Linked DNA regions of Homo sapiens: region 1 is linked to region 2. A link is a loop called in an ENCODE intact Hi-C map of the cell type or tissue named here. Cell type or tissue: dorsolateral prefrontal cortex. All regions are shown on one strand. Each heading gives the region's core, and the rest is flanking DNA. Links, peaks and the distances in the headings are about the cores only.

The links. A loop is a pair of places that touch in the nucleus more often than their neighbours do. Peaks named below come from ENCODE experiments on the same cell type or tissue, not always from the same donor. Only the 100,000 strongest peaks of a DNase experiment are listed, where the experiment ranks them.
Region 1: a loop joins it to region 2, with 5 times the contacts of the local background. A loop is called at or near these places in 2 of 110 quality-filtered maps.

What each region holds. Positions count from the first base shown.
Region 1 is chr3:34,383,661-34,392,001 of GRCh38, forward strand. All of the region lies in intron 6 of LINC01811 (long intergenic non-protein coding RNA 1811), which reads left to right. Among named protein-coding and RNA genes, the nearest start is that of LINC01811, 230 kb to the left of the region's middle. In dorsolateral prefrontal cortex, for the core only: no CTCF peak of the experiment used is centred there; a DNase peak (open chromatin) is centred at 4,421; H3K27ac peaks cover 1,928 bases.
Region 2 is chr3:34,255,864-34,264,204 of GRCh38, forward strand. The region is part of intron 2 of LINC01811 (long intergenic non-protein coding RNA 1811); the gene reads left to right. Among named protein-coding and RNA genes, the nearest start is that of LINC01811, 100 kb to the left of the region's middle. In dorsolateral prefrontal cortex, for the core only: a CTCF peak has its summit at 4,934 (motif pointing right); DNase peaks (open chromatin) are centred at 4,068 and 4,928; H3K27ac peaks cover 7,140 bases.

The sequences.
Region 1 (8,341 bases), core at 159-8,158, 130 kb after region 2:
TGCTGCAATTACTTTCAACATCTTTTTAAACAGATGAACTCTTACCATTTAACTGCCAGTGAAACAATTCTTGAAAACAATGTATGTACGTCAGTTTTGGGCTGTAGCACATAAATAATAAATTTATTATAAATGTCTTCCATGTGTATTACATGTAAATCCATTTTATAAGTTCATTAGATGAAATTTGTTATTTATAATGTCGTAATCTTCTTTATTTGACTTTGTTTCCTACTTGTTGATTATGGGAAGAGGTGTGTTAAAATCTCATGCTTTGGAATTATCTAATTCTTTGGGTAGTTCTATCAAATTTTGAGTTTTATATTCTGAGCCTATGTTTTTTAAGTGTATAAAAGTTTGAAATTGTGATATCTTCTTGGAAGGAGTATTGAGTTTTTAAAAATCATTATGAAGCAACCTCCTTGATAACAAATAATGCTTTCTACCTTAAATCTGATTTTGTGTGATACTGTTTTATGTGCTGATATTTGCTTAATACATTGTTTTTATACATTTAATTCACAGCTTTTCTTCACCCTCATGTTTTAGGTATATTTTTATCTAGTTTTACTATATGTTTTAACTGGTAGGGTTAGTCAATTTCCATTCACAGTGATTACTGATATATTTGGATTTATTCCCATTCTCTTATTTTACACTTTCCATTTGTCTAGCTTTAAATTTCTTTTTCCTTTGAATCAAGTGAGGTTCCCCCCACCCTCATGATTTCCTTAGTTTTCTTGAATTATTTTGGAGGTTTAAAATTCCATTTATTTTATTTAATTGGTACCTCTAAGTTTTTACCATGTATGTAATTTAATAAAGTCTAAAATAAATTTTAAAATTGCCTTTTTCCCCAAAATGTAGAAAATTTGAAATATTTAATTTTCAAATACTCTCCCAGAATCTATATATTTTTACCTAAAAACTTTTTTGTATTTTATTCACATTTTAACACGCAAAAGGGACATTGCTATCATTGTTTTTACAATTAAATGTGTTTAGATTTATCCACGTTTTAATTATTTTCTTTGCTCACTATTCATTAGTAGATCTCTAACCTTCCATTTGAAATTATTTTCTTCTTTCTTATTTCTAAAGAATATACTTTATTAAAAATATTATAAATATTACTAAAGTATATTCTTTAGGAATTATGTTATTAAATGTCTGTTGGAAGCTAACCCATGTTTTGTTTGTCCGTAACTGTCTTTATCTTACCTGCATTTAAAAAATATTGCCTTGATGGTTATAAAATTCCTCATTGACAGCTCTTTTATTTTAGTACTTTAAATGGATTCCACCATTACTACTGGGAGTCAGCCATCAGTCTAGATGTCATGACTCTGGAGGTAATCTGGTTTTCTCTGGGTACCTTTAAAGACTTTGTTTGTTTCTTGGTGTTTGGCAGATTCATTACATTGTGTCTTGGCATGGGGCTCTTTTTATTTATCCTAATTAATGATTAGAGAACTTATGTCTTTTATCAATTCTGTAAAATATTAAGTCATTAGCCCTTCAAATATTATCTATCTACCAGCCTATTATTTCCTTTTAAAATTCCAGTTAGGCATGTCTTAGGTCTCATTATCTCTGATTATACTTTTTATCTCTATGCTACATTGTAGGTTTTTTCATTTTGTTTTTTTTTTTTGGCATCTATCTTTCAATTGAGTAATTCTCTTGTCATTCTGGGACTATTTCTAGTTCAATAATTCATGCTTCAACTGGGTCTAATATGTGATTTAAACTACCTTCTGAGTTTTTATTTTCATTTATTGTATTTTTCATTTCTACAAGTTCTCTTTGAGTCTTTCAAATATGCTGGGTCATTTTGAGACATGATTTTAATGACATTTATTTCCTCAAATGTATTACACACATATGTTTTAGATTCTATGTGAATCTAATCATTCTAAAATCTGAAGATGCTGTGCTTTACTTTGCTCATTTGGCAAATAAAGATAAAGTAATTGTTACTCACTGGATTATTTTGAAGATTAAATGCTTCCATAAATATAAATTTCTTAAGACAAGTATCTAGCACACTACAGAGTAACCTATACAAGTGTTAGCTGTTTTTATTATTATTGCTGCTGTTATTGGTAGAATTGATTTTGTTGTTTACTGACCCCAAGTGGCTTATTTTTCTCATGTGTTAAGTAATTCTGATTGTGAGCTCATATCCCTTATTATCAAACATTATAAGTTGAAATTTCTTAAGGCTTGTATGTAACGTGCATTCCTCCAAAGAGGACTTGCATGAGCTCTTGCTGAGCCGTGGGGATACTACCAATCTTGATTAGTTTAAGTTAACTTTTGGCTTGGTTGTTTTTATGCCACATTGACAGTGTGAATTTTAGCTCCAATTTTGCCTGAGGGTTGGGTAGTGGTTATAAATTCTTAGGGGCGACTTGTTTCCCCTTTACTCAGAAACAAGGCTAAATGAGGCAAACTTCCTTACTGTCACTCTTTTTGAGATAGGTTCTTTGCTAGTTTGCCTGGTGGGGTTGTCACTCTTTAGGGCTCCAGGTTTTGTGGGTGTCACTGATTGCAGGTTTCTTTGTATGACGATCCTGTATCGTCAAGGCCATTCACTAGCTTAAGTGCTCACTCACTTTTGTGACTTCTTTTTTGGGGGGTCATTTTTGACTAATTTTCTTGCCATCTCACCCCTCCCTTAAAAATTTATTTTGAGCATTTTATCCAGAGTTTACAGGTGTTTTGAACCCAGAGATTTTTCCTGTAAAGGGTAGTACATACTTCAGGCTTTGTAGGCCATATAGTCTTTGTTATAACTATTAGTTTTACTGTTGCAGGACAAAAGCAGCCATAAACAATATGTAAACAAATGAGTATGACTGTGTTTCCATGAAACTTTATTTACACAACTAGGTGACAGACTAGATATGACCCATAGGCTTTAGTTTTCCAATCTCTGTTCTATAACATAGCTGAGATTAGAAGACACTGGAATAATATTTCTGAAAGTGTTGCTTTTAAGATTCTTAGCACTCACTGCTAAAGGGGAACCACCTTTGGTTACTGCCTGATTGAAACCTAACACTTTGCTTTCTTTTTTGCTTGGAACTGAAAATCCCATAGGAGAAAATCCAATAGGAGTTTCCAAGGAGACAGCCTGTGGGTTGGAGGGGTTGTGGTGGGGGTGAGATAGCACACAGCTAGAGTTGAGATGTGGGGAAAACTTGAATTGTTTGTTTGCCTTTCAGGTTCTTTTTGAGGGGAGTCTCTCTGATGCTTGGAATGAATCCTGCTGAATCAATGCTGATGCTTGGAGATCTTCAAGTCTTTTCCCTTTTTCCCATTGCTCATGATGTCTATATAACCTCCAAACATGCATCCCACTCCTCTGCCGAAAGACCATTTTTTTATATCTTCAGTGATGGTCTAGGCCAGGTTAATTGACTTTTCTTTTTTCTTAAGCCAACTAAAGTCCTCACCACAAATTAATGTTATGTTTTGACTGACTCATTGGGCCTGAACAATAATGTTATTTCTCGCAGTGCACTAAAAAGGGAGTAGAAAGGGAAAGGTGGATGTATTTCTTAATTTTCTGTAATCTAAGTACTGAAATCTCACTTTTACAACAAAGGCAGCTTTGATATAATTTTTGGAAACAAGCTTTCTGCTGAGCTGGTTGTGAAATCTCATTGGTTGGAGAGAATTCAAGTGCATGTCAGTGAGCACAGGTGCTGGAAGTTGTAGGTAAGGAGTCAGGAGTGCAGTCTACAGGTGCAGAAAAAAGATTTTCATGGAGACCCCCAGCTCTAAATGTAGTTGCTCAAAAGGTGGACTTTGCCATTCACTTATGTGAAGCCCTTTGAAAATCTGACATTTCTGTGGGCCTGTTAGTGGCGAGCCAGAGGGGCTTGCCAGCTTAGAGGTTAATTGTGCTAATTAACAGAAAGGACAGAGGCTTCAGAAAGTGCCTCTGTGGACTGGAAAATTTTCCCAATATTTCATTAGGGTGACTTTGAAAAGGTTGCAGGCAAATGGCACCTTTCACTTTAAAAATCTAAACCATGGCTTTTTAACCATTTTTAAAGTTTGAGTTTGAAAAGTCCACTTTTAGTGTTATTTAGAAACTCGTCCTATGGGAAGTCTGGAGGAAAGGAAAGACTACATTTTTAAGTGCATCATTCTCGCCTTTCATTCCTTTATGCTTAGCTTTTTATTTCTTGGCACTTATTTTAAAAGCCTTATTCTCTCCTCCTCCCAGTGCAAACCCACGCCATATCCCTGAATCTGTTGTGGAAGAACAGACTGGAAGACATCTGCCTCTTGCCTTATTTTTTTTAATTCCTCTAAATGATAGAGCCAAGTCTCCACACCAGAGCTCCCTCTCCCTGAACAAACCAAATGGTGGCTGTTGGCAGTGCATTGACAGCTTGTTAATGGAGGAATCCTTGACAGTGTGACAACCTGCCTGGGCTGCCGCGGGAAGCCAAATCCGCCCCCACACAAACCCGAGTAATTAACAGGTGGGGAAAAATAGCAAGTAACTGCTGCTGAGGAGAGGAAAAATAGTCAACCTAGTGAATTATGTATATTAAAGTATAATATCTCTTTTGCAATCCCTTTCCTAGTTCTTACTAGCAAGCTCTACTGGAAAGTGGTTTGACTTTGGAGTCAGGTGAGCCTGGATTTGAATCAAAGTTTGGCCACCTACTGGCTGTGTGTGACTTTGGGAAAATTCCCTTCACTGAACCTCCATTTGTGATCAGTACTGTGGTCAGATACTATTTGTGAAGGCACAATTATAGATGCCACTTATCGGTGTTCAATTGTCAAAACCTCTTTTTATGATGATGGATTTGCCAAATTGTTCTTGTAGTTCTGTCAAGTTTTGTTTTTTTTTAATATCGTGAGGTAATTTTTTGGTTCATTAAGTTTGAAATTGTTATTTCTACTTGGCGAATTGGGCCTTTTATCATTAGACAGTGACTTCCTTTTTCTCTAGTCATACTTTTCGTCTTGAAATTATTTTTTGTGATGTTATTTTATGTGCTGATATATATACACACACACACACACACATGCACACACAAACACATATATATATATTCCATTTATTTGATAGTATTTCTGTGCTTTTAGGTTTCATGAGGTTAGGGGTATAGGATGAAGGGTATAGAGAAGGGGAGGGCTCTGGTTACCTATTGCTTGGTTAAGGCGTCCACACTTGTTGGGCTGACTGTCTAGACATCCTCTCTCCCAGCTCCCTCAAACCCAAAATATATTTGCATGAATTCCAATAAAGAAATCTTCTCAGAGAAGCATGTGCTGGTACCACCCACACCAGCTGGAACATTTTTCTCTCAGCTCTGACCTACACTAGAAAATACGTGGAAGGAATTTTTCAAAACTTAGATCTGTAGCTCTTGATATAATACCAGGGGCTAAAATGAATTTAGGAGACATTCAAGGCTGTTTAAAATAGTTATTTTCAAGCTTTCTTCAGTCTTAGATCTCTTTGTGAATGTGATGAAAGCTCTGGACTCTTGCCTCAGGAAAAATGCAAAAACACAAGATTTTCAAACTTTAGCTGATCCTATTTTTATGTCCTAAAGTTCCGGAGGCTCCAGGTAAAAGGGCCGCTATTTAAATACTCATGTTGCAAACATTAAGGGATAAAAGGCAGGATGGAAAATTTAAACACATGCAAATATATTGGTCAGAATGGTGGACTGTGCAGTCCTGGCAGAAAATTTGCTGCCTATTCTTTTCTAGGGTGGGCTCAGATTTATCAGTGAGGCCATGCCCTGAGCAGAATTGCCCTGTGGCAAAGGAAACCTGAGCTGAGGACTAAATGAGAAAGTCCAGAACCGGTGAATGCACATGACCCCAGCTGAAAGTCTCTAGGAAACATCCCCCCAAGGAGGGCTTCATAACCCAGGGCTCACTGAAGAAAATTCCAATTGAAGATAAGCTGAGGAGAAAATATCACAAAACACTGAAAAACACCACTATGAGAGGTAAGTCTAGCAGATGCAACAAATAGAGCGTTCATGCCCAAGAAAGTAGAAGTAATAAAATCAGCTGAAAAAGTACTTTAATATAAGTATGTTGAAAATATTGAAAGTTTAAAAAAGGATAGAATCCATAAAAATGGAGATAATGGAAGAGGACGGAAAAACTTGGGGAAAAATAGCTAGTTTCAGAAACAAAAAATATTGGTATGGGTATGGAGGAAACTTTAAGGACACTTTAATCAGCAGACTACACAGGATTAAGAAGTGAATAAGTAAAACAGAAAGATTATCAGAGGAAGTCATCCAGAATACAGCAGAGATAGAAAAAGAGTTGAGGGCTAAGAAAGAGAAGTTGAAGAATGGAAGAATTTGAAATTTCACCCTAGACACACAGTAATGAAATTACAACATTCATGTATCATGGGAAAGTTCTAAAAGTTATCAGGCAGAAGAGACAGATTATTTTAAAAAGTCAGTATCAGACAAAAGGCAGACTGTTGTTATCAGTAATAGATACCAGGAAATAAACAGGAAATAAATAAAAATATCTGCAGGGCACTGAGGCAAAATTGTGTGAATACATATCTTACTAATGCAAATGATGCAAAAACCAAAACAAACCAAAACAAAAACTGAACACCTGCTGGAAATGTGTTCACGTTGAATTCATTCTGGTTGGTTAAATTTAAAAAGACGATTATTTTTATCTCAATATTTCTGTATTGTTCACATTCCGTGTAATAAACATGATTTACTTATGTAATAAAATGAATATTAAAAAAACAAATAATCTGAGTTGAAATTATAGGAACTTTGTTCATGTCTGTTCAAATTAAGCTCATTCTTTAAGGCTTAGCTCTAATAACATTAAACATTTTTATTAATATATAATGTTTGTACCTTTTCATGGTATAGATGTAGTATTTTGCTACATGCATAGAATATGTGATGATCAAGTCAGGGTATTTATAGTAATCATCTTGACTATTTATCATTCCTATGTGTTGGGAACATTTCAAGTCCCCTCTTCTAGCAGTTTTGAAATATATAATATATTTTAAAAATTATAGTCACCCCACTCTGCTATCAAATATTGGAACTTATTTCTTCTATTTAACTGTACGTTTGTACCCATTAACCAATCTTTCTTCATGCTCCCACTCCCAAATCTCCACACAGACACCCTCCCCAATATTGGGTAACTATCATTCTACATCTCCCTCCATGATAGCAAGTTTTCTATTTCCCACATATGAGTGAGAACATGCAATATTTGTCTTTTTGTGCCTAGCTTATTTCACTTAACATAATGACCTCCAGTTTCATCCATGTTGCTGCAAATGACAGGATTTCGTCTTTTTTTTATGGCCAAAGAGTATTCTACTGTGTATGTGTACCACCTTGTCTTTATTCTTTCATCCAAAGGTGGACACTTGGATTGATTCCATAATTTTGCTATTGTGAACAGTGCTGAAATAAACTTGAAGGTGCAAGTATCCCTTTAATATGCTGATTTCCTTTCCTTTGGATAAATACCTGGTAGAAGGATTACTGGATTTTCTGGTATTTCTGTTATTAGTTTATCTGAGAAATGTCTACACTGTTTTCCAGAATGGCTATAGAAATTTACATTCACACCAACAGTGTATAAGAGTTACATTTTCTACAGTATGGAGATTCCTTAAAGAGCTAAATGTAGATCTACTATTCAATCCAGCAATCTCACTACTGGGTATCTACCCAGATAAAAAGAAGTCATTATATGAAAAAGATACTTGCACATGTATATTTATAGCAGCACAATTCACAATTGCAAAGATGTGAAACCAACATAAGTGCCTATCAACTAATGAGTGGATAAAGAAAATGTGGTGCATAGACAGCATGGAATATCACTCAGCCATTAAAAGGAATGAAATCATGTCTTTTGCAGTAACTTGGATGGAGCTGGAGGCCATTATTCTAAGTGAAGCAACACAGGAGTGGAAACTCAAAAACCATGTGTTCTCACTTATAAGTGGGAGCTAAGCTATGAGTAAGCAAAGGCATACAGAGTGATATAATAAACTTTAGAGACTCCAAATGGGGAATGTGGGAGGCAGGCTAGGGATTGAAAAAAAAAAACCTACACATTAGGTTCAATGTACACTACTGAGGTGATGGGTGCACTAAAATCTCAGAATTCAACACTATACAATTTTTTCGTGTAACAAAAACCCACTTGTATCCCAAAAGCTATTGAAATAAAAATTTAATAAGGAGTTATGTTTTATCAATATGCTCACCAGCATCTGTTATTTTTTCGTCTTTTTAATAATAGCCATTGTGACCAGGGTAAGATGATATCT
Region 2 (8,341 bases), core at 325-8,324:
TTCAGAAATAGATAAAAATTTTCCCTAGCTCACTCCTCCCCCTTTTCTAAGCCATCTCTTTACAAAGCCTTCAGCTCCCTCCCGTCCCCTTTATGCTGAATAACACTACCTGTGTGGGTAGAAGTCATTTTTAGCCTCTGTGTCTGGGTCGAAGGCTCCAAGCCTAGTTTTCCTATTGTTTTGCTGTCTCCTGTTCAAAGCTGCCCTTACCTTGCTGAGTACGCTGGCCAGGAGGAAGCCTGCGCCAGTATGGAGGGTGGCATTTGTAGTTTCTCTCCTCCCACACTGAAAAAGCATCAAGTTGCTGGCATGCAGAACAATACTAAGAGGGGCTGGCTGGGATTTTTATTTTGGACTTCCTGTTCCAAAAAGGTTTGCTTCATTTTGGCATGGAGACAAAACACAACTACCCCCTTTAGCAAACACTATAAAACCATCTCCAGACAAAACCTCCCTTGGTGCTTTAATTGGGCAGCTGTAAGGAACCAGGTCCAGGTTTATGGTGAGGGCTTATGTGTAAGGATGAGGCACTCCAGGTCATTTGAGACACTGTGGGTTGTTTTGACTTTTTATTTTAGCTCTTGGTCTTATGAGTGAACACGGGGAGGGAGTAAGGGAGAGGAAATGCGGGGAGAGAGTGGCAAAAGAGAGAAGCAGAGGAAAGGGAGCTAATGGGGGTAGAGATGATGAAGATGGTGGCAAGAAGAATAAAGAAAACCACTGAGGGAGGAAGGGGAGAAAAAAAAGAAGTAGGGAGAAGGGAGAATTAGAGAAAGAGAGAGAAATAGAGGTGTGGATGAATTCAGAAATAGCGAGGGAAATCTTGCTCTTTGCAAAGAATTTTGGAATGGGGGACTCTGGGCTGTTGCATAATCATTTTGAGACAGGGTGGTCATGGGTGAGAAAAACTGGTAAAAAAATGTGAAAACTTTTCTTACATTTTGGCAGACCCAGGATAGAAAGAAATGAGGAATGTAAGTGGCAGAGCTGAGTTTTAAGCCCAAAGTGTCCTGGCTTCTTAATCCATCTTTCAAGCACATTCTCACCCATCCAGGCACCAGAGTATTCCTAGGGGCTGCTTTCCTTTAAAAGGGCATGGGATCACGACCTTTCTACTGACTCTGCTGAGTGCAGCAGGAAAGGGGATAGTTTGGTGGTCTCTATGGAAACTTAGGACACTGGGCTCTGCCTCTGTCGCTTGCCAGCTATGTTGCTTTGGGCAATTGCCTGACCTTTCTCAGCCTCAGCTCCCTCAGGTGTAAACTAGGGATAGTAATAGTACTAATTGGACAGTATTGTTCAGCATAGGAGAGTCCTTAGTGCATTGTTTTCTCCTGCTTTCTCTCGTAACTTTCCAGGAGAGTTCCCTGGGTGACTGTGGAGTCTATGGTTTCTTTCCTACACAGTCTGATTCTCTAGGCTTCCAGGAATAAGGTCTCTCTCCAGCACTGGGTTGGTACCTCCAGCTGGGCCCCAGCAACATGACACTGTCTCTTTGGTGACTATGAAGCTTTAGTCAGTCTTGGTTTAGCCATTGTAAAGGGGTCAGCGATTGTGATGGGGTTTCATGCCCAGAAGTTGATGCCACAGCAACTCTAGTCCCCTCTTGGCCCCTCGTAGTCCTCTATACTACTATTTTGTAGGCACTGGACATGCTAAAGAGCCTTGGTGGTCAGAATGAGGCTGGGCAGCTAGATTCCACCCTCTGCTCAGCCAGCGCAAGACGAAGTGCAGCCTGTGCTCTTGTTCACTGATGGTGAGATGAAATCAGTGAAGTAGATAACTTCCCCATGCCACAGTCAGAGCTGGTTTCTTCTTCTACACTTTGGACTTATTGCCGTTTTGGCTCACCATTCCTTAGTTCTAGTTGTTTGTTTGTTTGTTTTTGCCCTGAGTTGGAGCTTCTTATGGTCATGAAGCAGTGTGTCTCAGGTGATCATCAGGCAGAGAACAGAGAATTTGCACTGCCAGACAGAGGACACAGTGCCATGATCCCATGTAATCTTTTAAATTGGTTAGAGAGTCTCTAGACCAACATCCTCATTGTAAATTGCTTTCCTAATACTATCATTTACCAAACCACACCAGGGCCAGGCTCCATACTATAGATGTCTCATTATATCCTTACCACATTGCCCTTAGGTTGGCAGGAATGGACTGCTCCATTTTCAGTGCAGATACAGGGAGGCTCAGAGAAGTGAAGGCCCTTGCTCATAAATGGTGGAACCCGAACGGGGAAGATAGAAGTCCTCCAGAGTCACAGACCCAGAGCTCCCAGGCAGAGTCCTGTGGAATTCTGGGTGTTGGACACTTTCAGGTGAGTCAATGTGGATGATAGAAAAAGCTCCCTGGCCTTTGGCAGAGGTCAGAGTGGTGGCGATGGGCCCCTCTGCTGAGGTTAGCATGGGTAGGGATCCTGGCTTTGTCATTACTATACAGTAGTGGTGATGAATTTTAAGAAACATGCCAAAAGGAGAGTGGTAAGACCTCAGGCTGAGGTGACTTTTGTCATAGAATTCTAGAAATTTGGTTTCAACTGTTGCTTCTTAAGGGTAAAAAAGGAATAGATAAGCTTTCCCTTTCCTTGCAAATGTACCCCCTGGAGCTTCAGAGAGAGCTAGATTGCACTGCTGGGATAGCTAAGGAGGCTGCTTTGCCTCCTTTGCTTAACTGCTTCCCGGGGTCCAGGTGGCATGCCCCACACTAGGCATTGTAGCTGTCCTTTTCACAAAGAAGAAACAGAGAACAATATTATGTAGGAAGATATTTATTTTCTATACCTTTTGCCTGTCTGGGATGCTGGGTCTCTGCCAGGGCTGGAGAAATTAAGGGAGAATTGTGTTCTTGTATTCCCTAGGGCTATTTTATGTGCCCAGGCACTTGGCTCAGGCCTCTCTACAGCACTAATCAGTTTGCATTACAAGAGTCTGTTTCCAAGGTTGTCTCCGCCACTGTACTGTGAACTCCCACTGAGCCATGGGCCAAACCTGACTCATTGTTCTCTATGAGCACAGAACCTGCTGTGGGATAAGTTGGGAAGAAGGCATTTAGGACTGAGTTAGAAGATGGCATTACCTTGGTACCCTCATCACAATTTCAGATCTGGCCCTCCCCCTACAAATGCAGAAATACAGACCCAGCCATGAACCAGAGTTCCAGGGATGCAAATATGCCAAGGAGCTCCCAAGAGACAAAGGAACTGAATCAGTAAGTTAGTTTCACTATAGGAAATAGATCCCTTTAAACTCAGGGTGTTGGAATAGGCCAGGCCAGGACATTATCTCCCTGTCTCCCTGTGAACAAACCTGCAGTAGATAGCATAGGCCAGTGGTTCTCAGTCTTGAAGAGAATCAAAATCACCTGGAGGATTTGTTAGAACACAGATGGGTGGGCCCCACTCCTGAGTTTCTTCTGATTCAGTAGGTCTGGGATGGGGCCTGAGAATTTGCATTTCCAACATCTAATGCCATAGATCCAGGGACCTTCACTTTGAGAGTCGCCACTTTAGGTTAATATGGGGATTACGTAAGGAGGGGAACTTGGCTTCAGTGATCCCCAAAGGCTGGGGATCTCTGAAAAATCTGGACATTTGATCAGCTGAATATATATCACATTGCTCCTGCTCTTTTTTCACTTGTATCCTTCTTGCAAAACTAACCAAAGCAATAAAAAAATTCACAACAACAAAAATGATCCTAAACAATAATATCAAGCATCACAAAAAAGATAAGTAAGAACAAAGCTGTATCCTTGGTGTTGTAAAATGGTTTTGCATCGTATTTTTAGTTGGAAGTAACCCCAGCTCAAGACCAGAAACTCCTCTGGTATGGTCCAGGTGGGCTAGATCTTTGCCAGCAAGATCCCCAGCCCAAGGGCCTGGAGGTGGATCAGGTAGCTTGGCTGCTCAGAGGAAACCATGCCAGGAAGCTGGTGTGAGGATGAACCGCAATCCACACCTGTTTTCTCCTCAGCACAGCTGTCTCCTAAGGCATGGACACCTCACCATCTGTGCCTTTAACATGTGAAACACATTTTAAAATATACTATTTAATTTAAAATGATATTTGTCAGCTCGCTGCTGTGCCAGCTCCCTCTGCACAGAAGTGTTGCTGACAGAGCTTTAGTACAAAGAGAAGCAGGCCTGCAGGGTCAGCTGGCCAGGGACATAGAGGCTGGGCAACAGTGTGGAAGTTCATGGTGAAGCTGGCAAGCTTTTTATAGCCAGCAGTCATACCCTCACCTTGTCCTCCGAGACCTGGGACCCTCTAGAGGTCCAGGGTTACACAGTTTAAGGTATTGATGTTTCCGGAAGGAATGGCACCTTTGAAACTCTGTGAATTTCTCCATTCTTTCTCCTAACTGCAGTACAGATCCTGTGGGTAAATATTAATCAATCAATATGTCTACCTAAGAAAGCCCCTAATAACACATGAGCTACTATTGCTAAGACACATCCTCCCTGAAAGCTGTCCCAGTACTCCATCTCAGAGCTAGGATGCACCTTCTTCTTTCAAAGTCCATTTTATGCCTCTGTTCAGCCAGTTTGCTTCCCTCCGTTGTGGAAATTCAGAGGATTTTTCACAGCCTGGGTATGACAGACTTGTTCCCACTGTGCTATGAATTCATGCCTGCTCAGACTGCACCACCTTCCCATAAGGAGGTGTTAGGGGTGTCATCTGGGCTTTTAGCTCTGTTGTCAGCTTCGAAATAAATTGTAACCACAATTTGTAGCACAGGGAGGTGGTGAGGGAGGAATGGAGGGAGCAACAGAGAGATAGCTGAATTGTGGACAAATATGCTCTCTGATCAGTTTCTAGAAAAATCTTCCCAGGTAATTGTGTGCCTCAAGCCTAGGGTTGTTGTACATGGATTTTCTGCAAATTTTTATAGCTCATAGCCTAACTTACAGTTTGAAGGGAGAAGGGCCACCAGGTGGGGCTAAAGAGAGGCTTGTTTTGGATGAGGCAGAAGTCCACAGACTTATTTTGTTGTCTTGGAAAAGAGTTTACTTTTAATATCTTAAAATGAAAGTTAAGACCTAGTAAGTCTTTGCAGTTCATATTTCTTCTGCAGAAATGGTCCCTGCTTTTAAGAGTATTAAGCATTGTACCTTTAATCTCAAACCAACTCTATGCAACCTGCCTTCCTGCCTTCCCTCCTTCCTGCCTTCCTTCTCTCCCTTTGTCCCCCCTTCTTCCCTTCTTCCTCCTTTTCTTTCCTCCTTTTCTCCCTTCTTTTCTTACTTCTTTCTTTTCTTCCCTTTCCTTGCTCCTTCCCTCCCATCCTTCCATTTCTCTTTTTCCTCCTGCCCTACCGCCCCCTCATTCTGATGTAATGATTCATTTATCTGTTGAGACAATCCAATTTGCCTCCTTTCCACCAAGCACTATTTCAGGGAGTAGCTATGAATAAAACCCCTTGGATTCTGAAAGGAAGGGCAGAGCAGCTCACTGTCTCATGTCAGAGTTCACTGCTCTAGACTGATTAGCATTATTACTTCAGAGAAATGCCTTCAGCAAGATTCCAACTGGATATTTGTATAGCATTTTCCAGGGAGATATTAACAGTTCTCAGAATAATCTGGTAGTTTGATTTCACTGATGTACTTGTGATTTGTCCTTTTCTGAGAATTTGAACTTTTTTTTCCACTTTAAAACATAATAGAATAGTTTTACATGTCATGCTTTGAAATGTAAATATTTTCAAGTTCTGAGTGTACAGATAATAAATAATGCTCTAAAGTTTTAGATTAATTGGTAATTAATTTTTGCAAAGAGCTTTGAGATGGAAAGTGCTGCATTTCATCATGTCAAATTAGCATTGATTACAGAGATTTTTAAGTTTAACACCATGCAAATGCTGGCTTTTTCAGACTTATAAAATTGTATTTCTAGAACAAAGGGGTGCTTCTTTAGAATCTTACGTCAATTGTTGGATAGATGAGAGAATCAATGACCTTGATGAACATAGCAATCAGTCTGATAGCGCGTGCGCGCGCATGCGCACGTGCACACACACACACACACACACACACACACACACACACACACACTTGAGAATTTTGACTGCATTGGGAAAACAATTCTGCATCACATTATGGGCATTCTAGAGTGTGGAAAATGGCAATGAAAAGTGACTCATTGTGGCAGCCCACAAATCCACTCTTCCTCACACATTGAATGAGATAATACAATTAATTGAGCACATATGTTGATTCAGCCTTCAAAGGTTAAGAATAACCAGGCAAGAGCCATGGGAAGGCAGACAAGCCCTCAGGAAAGTACCTTACAAAGTGGTGACAATGAGCACAGACCATGATGCCTCATGGGGACAGCACCAGCTGTGGAATCACAGAAATAAGAATCACTATTCTCTCATCTGCCTACTGCCTACGTGACCCTGGGAACAGTTACCCAGCCTTCTTGAGTCTGTTTCCTCTCTGAAAGATGAGATCACAAGACCTATCTCGGGGCTGTTTTAAGTAAATGAGGTAAATGAACATAGCACTCAGCATAGTGCCTGGCACATTTTCCATACGTGTTATCCTATGGCTAATGATGCCTAGGGACACCCAGGGAAGGTTTCCTCAAATTGTCACAGGGGATGAGAACCCTTCAGGGTAAAAGTGTTTGAGACAGTAAAACACAATTTATCCAGCAATAAAAATAACACACTTGCATCCTGCTTTGGAGTTTACAAAGCACACAGTTATACCTTCATGGTGTCCTCACGACTTCCTTGTGAGATCAAGACAAGTAAAATTTTCCCAAAGCAGGGATGAGAAGGCTGAGTGATTTGTCCACCGGCAAACACAGCCTGAAATCCAGATCTTTTGATTCCAAGCCCAGTGCTATTCTGCTACATCCTTGCAGGTACCAATAGGCATCCCAGGGTGTAAAAGGAAGGAACCAGGGTCATCTTAGTCCTGGGGTAGAGAAATCATTTTCTCAGAGAGAGAGAGGACTGCCATATTTCTCGTTCTATGAGTAGTCAAAGAACCATTCTTTGGCACACACACACAGACACACAGATGCAGACAAACACACACACAGAGACACAGATATACACATCCATATTCCAGAAGACCCTGACAGCTAGTGAAGACCATTTACCAGGTGCCTATAATACATAAAATAAGGAAAATGTCATTTTCAAAGGCTAATCCCCACTTTTTTATGATGCAAACAAGAAATTCTGATTTTGAGCCTGGTAGAAGGAGGGAAAAACTTGCTTGGTGATTCTAGAAATGTGGCAGTGGCATGCTAATCTGGGTACAAAGGTTATGCACATTTTATTTTTCCCCCAGAGCTATCATCTTTCTCACAGCTTGTTTCCTTCTCTTTTTATGAAATGTTGCTGGTGAATGCAGAGGACTTTTATTTTGTTAAAAGGAGCTTTATTTGAGACATGTTTCCTTAACGACAGACTTTTTATATATAGAAACAGCACTGCCTGATATTTTTAAAACTTCTTCTGGAATCAAAATCTAAGTCACTTTATATTGGGTAAGTTCGGGGGTCGGTGAAAGGGGTCCACGACATCCTTTAATTACTGGGCTCCTAGACAACTGGGCTGCAAATTGCTTCACCAGTTCTCTTTGTGAATTCCATGCCTGCTACAGACCTGGCAGCAATCTGTACCAGGAAGGCTGGAGAGGATGCTGGCAGCTGTCACCTCATCTCTCATCACCTTCTAGTTCTTTCCTTCTCTCTTTCTCCTCCTTTTTCCTTTGCTTCCCTCTAGCTTAGCAGTTTAATAGCATACTAGGTTCTTCTCCATAAATAGATCCCAAGCTTGGCTGCATCACCAGTCACTTGGATAAGCTAATTAAAACTATAGATTCAGGGGCCTCATCCCAGATATTCTGAATTAGACCTGAGAGTCTGGATTTCTAAGCTTCTTCCCAGGTGATTCTAAGCCTGCCAGCCTGTCCTGTTCTTTGATCATATAAAGAACAACTTATTGACTGGGCACGGTGGCTCACGCCTATAATCCCAGCACTTTGGGAGGCCAAGGTGGGCGGATCACTTGAGGTCAGGAGTTCGAGACCAGCCTAGCCAACATGGTGAAACGCCATCTCTACTAAAAATACAAAAATCAGCCGGGCATGGTAGTGCGCGTCTGTAATCCCAGCTATTCAGGAGGCTGAGGCAGGAGAATCGCTTGAACTGGGGAGGCAGAGGTTGCAACAGAGCGAGATTCCATCTCAAAAAAGAACAAATTCCTTATTTATTCATTTATTTATTTTTGAGATAGGGTGTCACTCTGTTGCCCTGACTGGAGGGCAGTGGCATGATCACAGCTCACTGCAGCCTCAAACTCTTGGGCTTATGTGATCCTT